2 separate regions of the Homo sapiens genome follow, and region 2 is linked to region 1. The links are chromatin contacts, found by POLR2A ChIA-PET in ENCODE. All regions are on one chromosome and are shown on one strand. Each heading gives the region's core, a stretch centred on a gene start or an enhancer-like site at or near the end of the contact. The rest is flanking DNA. Distances are from core to core; before and after follow the strand shown. Region 1 overlaps KCNIP1 (potassium voltage-gated channel interacting protein 1). Region 2 overlaps LOC101928093 (a long non-coding RNA gene).

Region 1 (4,522 bases), core at 94-2,593:
TCAATTTTTGGGGAGGCTCAGAGAAGTGAGTGATTTGAGCCTATAAGGGTTCCATCATCAGCCATTGGAAAAGCCAGGATTTGAATCCAAATGTGCAGATTCCCACTACTCCATATTTAAAGCCCTATCAAGTAGACATGACATTTCTCAAAAGGCTGCCCCCTGTGAAAGTGGTCTTGTTCCCAAACATCTCAGTCCTGCCTCTTCCAAGGCTGATGCAACTCTCGCCTTTCTGGAGGAAAAATAATAGTAAAACAACAACAAACCCAGCTACTGTTTATTATAGGAAGCACTCACTATGTGCCAGATGCGTGCCAGGACATTACTTGTACCAACTCAATTAATCCTTACAACAACCTTATTATGTAAGTACTATTAGTATTAGTGCTTTATGTGTCAAACGCCATTTGACACATAAAGAAACTGAGGCAATTTAAGTAGTTCCAGGTCCCAGTGTATGAGTGGTGAGGTCTGAATGCAAGGACAGCAGCTGGGCTTAGAGCCTGTAATCCTCTGTTACCATGGCAAGTGGAGGGTACCAGGTGCCAGGGAGTCTTCCTTGCCCTTTGCCAGCTTTAACCTGGTGGAAAAGCCCAGGCTGCTGGGATTCTCCCTGCAAGGAACTAGCAAGATCGGGATTGTGACGGTGATGAGCCTTTTCCTAGGACAGACAATTAATCAGGAGTATTAATGAAAATGCCAGCTCCATGATTGCAGAAACTTAAGTATTTTATTGGGAACTGAACTCAGGCCATTAAAATGTTATCACAGGCTTGTCAGTCTGCGTTCCGTGTGCTTCTGCGAAGGAGCCACGGTCTTAATGAAACTGTTTGGTGCTTTTGGAGCTGACGGTTCCTGAGTGTGCTCTGCCAGGAAAGGTGATTCACCACAGTAGCTACGTGCCCAGGCTGTGGGAAAGTGGCTTTCATGTTCTGTTTTTTCCTTTTTTTGTTTTTTGATTTTTGAGATGGAATCCCACTCTGTCGCCCAGGCTGGAGTGCAGTGGCGCGATCTTGGCGCACTGCAAACTCCACCTCCCGGGTTCAAGTGATTCTCCTGCCTCAGCCTCCCGAGTAGCTGGGATTACAGGCGCCTACCACCACGCCCAGCTATTTTTTGTATTTTTAGTAAAGATGGGGTTTCGCCATTTGGCCAGGTTGGCCTTGAACTCCTGACCTCAGGTGATTCACCCGCCTTGGCCTCCCAAAGTGCTGAGACAACAGGAGTGAGTCACTGCACCCGGCCCATGTTCTGTTTTGCTTTAACCATCTGTGAAGCTCCTACCTTACAGCACGCACTGAGAGGGGGTGTAAACAACAGAGAAACAGGCCTTGCCCTCAAGGAGGAATCAAATACATAAAGATGGTAATGTGGATGTGCAGGAATGCAGTGATGTTAGAAAGCTCAACTCCAGCTGAAGGTGGATGGGAGGCTTCTGGGAAGAGACAAAACAATGCAAAGAGCATTTGTTTCCTGGTGAGTTGCTTCTCTCCCTCCAAATCTGATAGGGCTGATTGCAGAAAATGGTTATCTGAAGGTTTAGTGTACAACAGGCATTCTCAACGGGGGAGAGAATTGGTTCTTGTGGGAATGCACGTGTGAAAAAATCCCCTTTTTACGTTTAAAAAACAGATTTTGCATAAAGTATGTAAACAGAGAATATATTTCTGGTATTAAAATTTCATGGTTGGTTGGGGTGATTAAGAACAAAAAGTCTCAAAAGGCAATGATGAAAATGAAGTTGAGATCACTGGCAAGCTGCCAACACTTAGAAGATGGCACCACTGGAATGCATGTGTCCTCCTGGCCATCTGGCAGATAAGAAACTGCATGAATTATAGCCCCTAGTGAGGAGGGGGCCCTGAAGCCTCAGACAGCTTCCACTGCCTGCCGAATGGGCTGACTGTGTTTACAGCATTCCTTTTCTCCCAACCCGGACCAGTAGCATCCTGTCAATGGCCCCATCTGCAGGGAATCAGGCTTTCCTCCTGGCTGCGGCAATATTTAGGAAGATGATTAGGGCAATTCCCAGGACAGGCAGTCCTTCCTCGCCAGCTGTTCCCATCTGCTTTGTGACACAGCCAGATGAACCATGCCTCCCCGAGGGACACATCCTCAACAATTGTGTTTCCAGGGACTTGTTGGTGGCTATGCAGGAATTGAACACTTCACTTCATCACCTCCCCAGTAGACACCGGAGCTGGGGCCATCTCTTGTTGAACTTATTCTGTTCAGGCTGGAAGCCACTGATGCATTCATGCTTGTTCCCTCTCCAGGGCCACAAAGAGCCAGCCACACAGACACCAAGTGGCCCCTGTGAAGGATTCACATGACACAACAATACCCATGTTTGGGCCTTGAGTTCCCTTTTTAAGAAGCTCTTTGTCATCCTTCGTGGTCTAATATGACCTTTTTTTCTGACACTTCTTTATAAATTTAGTTATTTATTTTATTAGTAAGAACAGGCTAGGATCTGTGACAGTAACAACCCCCAAATCTCAATGACTTAAAATACAAAGGTACATTTCCAGCTCCCGGCCCTCCCCGCCTCCTTTTCTTCCCTTCTCTTCTTCCTCCTTTCCCTGTGGTCTCCCCAACTATTTCTCTCCCTCCCATCTCCTTCAGGTTCAAATCTTGGCTCTCTCACTTATTAGCTGTGTAGTTTTGGACATATCACTTTATTATTTTCATGCCTCTGTTGCTTAATCTTTCAAGTAGGGGGCATTAATAGTACCTATTAATGGAGTTTTGGGAAGCTAAATAAATTAGTGCATATAAAGTCCTCAAATCACACTTGACATAAAATAAGCACTCAATTAATGTTTTGTCTAATTATTAGCTATTTTACTCTGTCTCCAGGGAAGGGATGTGACAATGAATTAAATAGGCTTTCCCCTCACAGGCTCAATGGATGGAGCGATGGACACACACAGGTAGTGGCAGGGATCCATGCAAAACCGGTGGGAGGCGAGATGAGGAATCCAGCAAGAGGCAGAGAAGGCCAAACATGGAGAGAGATTTAAGCTGGAATTTCAGGGAAACACAGGCATATGCCAGGTGGAGACAGGGTGGAAGGGCATTGGGAACAAAGGGATCAGCTTCTGGGGATGTCTTCAACAGAGGAGAGGCACGTTCAGGTGTGAGTTCTAGAAAAATGTGCTATGCTGGGTGTGTGTATGTGAAGAGCGGATGGGACCAGGACTTAGCCCTGGGGCGCAGAGGAACCTTCAGGAGGCTATTGCCACAATCCAGGGAGAGAGGAGAGACCTGGGGGAAGGAACCAGCGGGCCCTATAGATTGACTGGGTCTTGGGAGGGGGTGAGGAGTCCACTAGAGGTTTCTAGCCTGCCCCACTTGGGGGAAGGGCAGGACACACGGCCATTATCTGAAAGAAGATACAGCATGGGTCAAATTGAGTTCTCTGAATTACAGCCGGCCACATTTGCTAAAAGCCCAGCCTCACATTGTCAGGCTGGAGCAGGGCGATCCGTCTGTTCTCCTCCTGCCACCATGACAACGGGACTCCACTCCATTAAACCAATTTACTCCATCTTCCTAGACTCAGGAAAATGGGAGCGAGCTCTGGGGAGGCCTTCTGATTCCTGACCTCTGGCTCACCCTGGGAAGCACTGCCTCTTCAGCCTGCGGGCAGAAGACTGGCTGGCTGTCACTCTCCCAAGCTGTTGATGAGGTTTCAGCCATAGGCTCTGGATCCTCCTCTCTAGTCATCCCCATTAGTCTCCGAAAGGGAGCCGCCAGGAGAGCAAGTGCCTCTTACTGGTGATGGCTTAGTTACGCTAATTGCACTTAATTTCTCTGTGCTGTGCCCAGCAGGGGCCTGCTGAGAGCTTGCTAGGCATTTTGCACAGCTGGCTGGCCCTGGAAACCAAGGCATGTGGCTAGGGAGGAAATTTGGAAAAGGGAAGGGATGGGAGAGTGGCCTAGAGTGGGACCCACTCCATGTGGGGTGTTTTCTGGCCCCTCGTGCGTGCAAGCCTTCAATGTTGTCATTGGGTGTCTGTCTGTCTGGTTTCCCCGTGGGCCATGAGCTCGCTGGTTGCAGAGAATCTCTTGTGGACATGATGTGTCTGGCACATATGGAAACCTGACAGGGTAGACAGTTAAGTGCTTGTGGATTAATCGAGGTGTGGGGCCATTATTCACTTGAACATGAACTCCAGGAGGAAAAGTACTTCTGTCTATTTCATTCACTGCTGCATATTCAGCACCTAGGCCAGTGCCTGGCTCGTGTTCAGTTAATATATATTAACAGAATGAATGAACAAATCCTCCCTTCCAGCACTTTGCACAATAGGTGTGGTAGACTGTCATTCAGTAGCGATTCTCCCTTCTCTCTCTGTCCTTCCCAGCCCCACTGCCTGTGGGCTTGGCTGTGTGACTTGCTTTGACCAATATGATGATTAGGAAACCAGGCCTGACTCCAAAGTTCCTGCTCTTTCCTCTGAAAACGATTAGGTCAGGAAGAGGTTACCCTTTGAGGAAGGTGGAGTGGGCTTGGGAG
Region 2 (4,650 bases), core at 1-2,500, 2.2 Mb before region 1:
ATTGTGGAGGACATTCACGCTGGCATTTCTGCATATAGACATGGCATTTTTGGTAGTTGCCTCCTTCATGTCACCTGCTGCTCTGATTTCATAGTTTTGTTGAGATAAGCAATTAAACCTGACTTGTTCTAGGATAATATTCTGAATTTGTACTCCTTTGCCAAGCAGGCAAAAAACAGAAGAGATGTAATTGCTACCAATCCATAATCCAGTCTATAATGTTGCGTTAAGAAACAGCGAAGCTCTTGGATTACTGGCCCCTTAGCGCCCCACCCCACTCTTTGTTTCTGGACAAAGTGCTATGGGAAGCAGAAAAGGAAATATCCCATTCGCCTTATCCATGAGCACCCTGTGCTATGGTTCTGGTCCTGTCCTGTTGTTCAAGGTCTTTACGCAGAATCAGTGTCCTTGACTTTGCCCCTGTGGCTCACTGTCTGCCACTTGACTCCCAGGGTCTGAAAGATCCCTGTGTTCTAAGTTCTAAGAACTTACCCTGGGCTGGCAAGCTCATTTCCTCAGCTGGGTTTCCGATTACAAGTATGTTCATGCCTATCAAAACAAATCGTACCCAGTGTTTTTATCAAAGCCTAGAAATTTACTATTGTAAATATCTCTCTCCGTGGAAATGTACCAGCGACATCGAGTCTGTGACAGATGCCATGGCTGACTTCCCCGTGGGCTAGGGCCTTCGCTTTCTGCTTGGCAGGCACTGGCTGAACCAAAATTAATCTCCAGTGTGATCCACGCAGTGGAAAAATACAGCGGCTGCCTAAGGGAGCCGCCAGTGAAAACAAGTCACTCACTTCTCCCGGCTCAAGCCACTCTGCCTCATGCCAGCCCTGAGAGCCAGGAATGATGACCCCTGATCCCCATGTACCGGAGTCACTGTGTTCAGACCCTCCAGAAAAATCTCATATTTGGCCTCAGACTGCTTTCCTTGGGAAAAAATTAATACCTCGTGATGAAAGATACTTAAAGTCTATTAATGTGTTTCCCAGGAAGAGATTGAAATAAGACTTTTAATACTGATAATGTGGCAATGATGGTTGCCAGTTTTAGAGTGAGCACTGTGTGCCAGGTACTGCTAAGGTTAAGTAACCTTTGACAGCAATACCCATTTTACAGAGGACAAAACTGAGGCTCACTTGTGAGAAAGACATGGGCTGATGAATGTAAAGTGCCTGGCACACAGTGGGCCGTGGAGAAATGTTTCCATCCCCTTGTCTCTGTCCTAATGGCTTCTGGCAGTTCTTCTGGCTCAGTTTTCCCACCCCGTAAAATGACCAATTTGCACTGGATCTGAGTACTGTTCTTCCCATCTCTCTAATTCTGGGATGTAGAAAATGCATCAATGCATACATTATGCTTTTCTGTGGTTTCCAGGCACCCATTATTTCATTATAATACCTCTAACACTCCCCCTCCCCCACCTCCACCGCATCCTCTCCTTGGAATTTTGCAAATCGTAGCTAATTTGCTTTGGACTTGCAGCCTCTGGCGTCCCTTTCCCTCCCTCCCCTGGCCCGTCAGAGGATGACATCATTGTGTGTACACCTTTAAGATTATATAAATCTGTGATCCTACAGTGGCCTCCATCCCCATGGTAACGCGGAGGAGTTTCCCTTTTGTGAGGAAAGCTGTCATGTCACTTCCTGCTGCTGACAAATCAGTTTAGGAGATTAAAATAAAGGGGGGCGGGGTGCCTCTGAGAAGTGCTGGCTGCCGTGGTTTCTGGTTGCCATACACAGAGGCAAACAATGCCGCTGCGGCCCCTCCCCGCGCCCGCCGGGTGGATCCAGGTCAACCCGGGCTGTTTTTCTCTGCAGGTTGCTTTCTGGAGAGCAGGTGGGAGGGCTGCTCACCTCGTTTCCAGAGCTCTGCGGGGTGAGCCTGTTTGAGAACAGCCTGTAGGTGCAGACCAGCAGCCCTGCTCCCCTCTGCCCACCGAGGAGGTGTCTTCCACCCCGTGGAGAACAAAGGGTGTGCTCTCTGCTAGCGCCACAGTGGACAAAACTGCTCTGCCAAGGAAGATAAGCTCATAGCCACCTTTTCCTTGAATGTGGCTTTTAAAGCTAGGCAGGAGGCCCACGCATTCATTCACTCATTCGTTCATTCATTCATTCATTCATGTGTTCAACAAATATTGATAAGTATAGTCTCAGGGGATACTTTGGTGCAAGACAAAATTCCTACTTATAAGTAGCTAAAATTACTTTTGCTATTTTCGCTAAACAGCAAAAGTAATTTTACTTTGTCACTTGCCGTCTCATGGCACTATATATGGGTGGGTTATAGAAATAAGATAATCACAAAATAAGATAAGGATGAAGGCTATGAAGGCAGGATAAACTAAGACCTGAATGATATAACCCAGTTGCCCATTTGAGAGGTGAACTGGAAAGAGGGCTCCAAGGCCAGGAGAGCAGCAAAGACCTGATGTTTGAGAGGTATGTTTGTGGACCAGTGGATACAGCGTGTGAATTGGAGTTGGCTAGACCTGCGTTCAAGTCCTGACTCTGCCACCTGTTAGTGGTGTGTAAGCTATCAAACTCTTTTTTTTTTTTTTTTTTGAGATGGACGCTTGCTCTGCCGCTAGGCTGGAGTGCAGTGGCGCAATCTCAGCTCACTGCAACCTCCGACTCCCTGGTTCAAGCGATTCTCCTGACTCAGCCTCCTGAGTAGCTGGGATTACAGGCACGCACCACCACGCCCAGCTAATTTTTGTATTTTTAGTAGAGACAGGGTTTCACCAGGTTGGCCAGGATGGTCTCGATCTCCTGACCTTGTGATCCACCCGCCTGGGCCTCCTAAAGTACTAGGATTACAGGCATGAGCCACGGCGCCCGGCCTGCTATCAAACTCTTTAACCTCTGTTTTCCCAATCTGTAATACGGCCCAGTAATATTCTCTTGTGACTCAGCTGCTCCCTATTCTGTCCCTCAAGCATGAGCGCCCCTCCGGAGTGGCTCTGGAGCGCTCCGGAGGGGCGCTCGTGCTTGAGCGCCCACAAAAGTGGGCTGCCTCACCAAAGTGACACCCTGGGCGCGCATCAGACAACGCTTTACTCTAGGCCATCAGAGCTTTGGAGCAGTGGCCTCTGTTCTAAGCCCATCTAGCCCTGCTCCACTAACCTGGGGCAAGCTGCTTCCCCTTTCGGGGCCTCGTACCCTCATGTGTAAGAAGAACCTGCGGTGAACCTCATCTATTCTCCTCTCCCACCCATCTGCCAGTGCTAAGTCCCTTCCATACCCAAACTTGGGAGGGTCCTGGAATCCCCAGGGTTCCTGAAGGCTGGTTCAGGGAGACAAAGTGGGAAGGAAATAGACACTTTCTGGGAAGAGGCAGTGAGGGATCCTGGACCTTCAGAAGGTCGGTTGGTGTTATGGAGATGTGACTGGTTCTTGCAGGGATGGGTTCCCCTACAAGGGCCGGGGGGGGACTGCATACTTCTGACCCCTGGGCCCTCCTTCCCTCCCAGCCTGCACAGCCCTCTGCAGTGGAGCACACTGCAAAGATGGGATTTAAAAGTTTCACCAAGATTGACACCAATCATTCACTCATCCAATAAACATATTTTAAGTACCCATGGTTTGTAAAACACTCAGTAGATGTGAAAATCATACCACCAAAGGAAATTTTGAGATTCTGTTCCAAATACCTGGGACAAAACTGATAGGTCCAACTAGTTAGTGTCTGTATGACTTTGAGTGGATTATTTCTCCTCTCAAACCCTCAGTTTTGACATCTCTAAAAAGGGAGTTGGACCCTCGTGTGGGGTGGGGCGGAGGAGTGGCGAGCACCCCCCCCCCGCTCTGCTGGCCTCTGCGCGCAAAGCAGCCTCTCCTTCCGCCGGGGCCGCCGGGCCTCATGGAAGCCCCGGAGGGCGGCGGAGGGGGGCCTGCAGCGCGGGGCCCCGAGGGGCAACCGGCGCCCGAAGCCAGGGTGCACTTCCGAGTGGCGAGGTTCATCATGGAGGCAGGTGTCAAGCTAGGGATGAGGTCCATTCCCATTGCCACTGCTTGCACCATTTACCATAAGTTCTTTTGCAATACCAACCTGGACGCTTATGACCCTTACCTGATTGCCGTGTCTTCCATTTACTTGGCCGGCAAAGCGGAAAAGCAGCACCTGCGGACTCATGACATCATCAATGTGTCCAACAGGTACTTTAACCCGAGCGGTGAGCCCCTGGAATTGGAATCCCGCTTCTGGGAGCTCCGGGACAGCATTGTGCAGTGTGAGCTTCTCATGCTGAGAGTTCTGCGCTTCCAGGTCTCCTTCCAGCTTCCACACAAGTACCTGCTCCACTACCTGGTTTCCCTCAAAAACTCTGAACCGCCACAGCTGGCAGCGGACCCCGGTTGCCGTCACTGCCTGGGCCCTGTTGCGGGACAGCTACCACGGGGGTCTGTGCCTCCGTTTCCAGGCCCAGCACATCGCGGTGGCGGTGCTCTACCTGGCCCTGCAGGTCTACGGAGTTGAGGTGCCCGCCGAGGTTAAGGCTGAGAAGCCGTGGTGGCAGGTGTTTGGTGAAGACCTTACCAAGCCAATCATTGATAATATTGTGTCTGATCTCATTCAGATTTATACCATGGACACAGAGATCCCCTAAGGTCCTGGCCCAGGCCTGTCCAAAGAGAAGCCCAGGAT

What was found. ChIA-PET counts read pairs that join two places held with the same protein, here RNA polymerase II (POLR2A).
Region 2: POLR2A ChIA-PET joins it to region 1 with 25 read pairs in A673. The contact joins two enhancer-like sites. POLR2A ChIA-PET finds 5 or more read pairs at or near these places in 2 of 52 experiments (A673 and activated T-cell).

Annotation. Positions count from the first base shown.
Region 1 is chr5:170,611,657-170,616,178 of GRCh38, reverse strand. All of the region lies in intron 1 of KCNIP1 (potassium voltage-gated channel interacting protein 1), which reads right to left. Among named protein-coding and RNA genes, the nearest start is that of KCNIP1-AS1, 68 kb to the left of the region's middle. RefSeq lists an enhancer at 3,682-4,418. Within about 2 kb of position 1,343, at least 3 of the 41 ENCODE cell types and tissues checked have a DNase peak (open chromatin) inside an H3K27ac peak, as active enhancers do.
Region 2 is chr5:172,762,476-172,767,125 of GRCh38, reverse strand. LOC101928093 (a long non-coding RNA gene) reads right to left here. Exons shown (of 4, transcript NR_161233.1): 4 at 4,564-4,650. It also overlaps the pseudogene LOC401218. Among named protein-coding and RNA genes, the nearest start is that of DUSP1, 6.4 kb to the left of the region's middle. RefSeq lists an enhancer at 1,493-1,712. Within about 2 kb of position 1,250, at least 36 of the 41 ENCODE cell types and tissues checked have a DNase peak (open chromatin) inside an H3K27ac peak, as active enhancers do.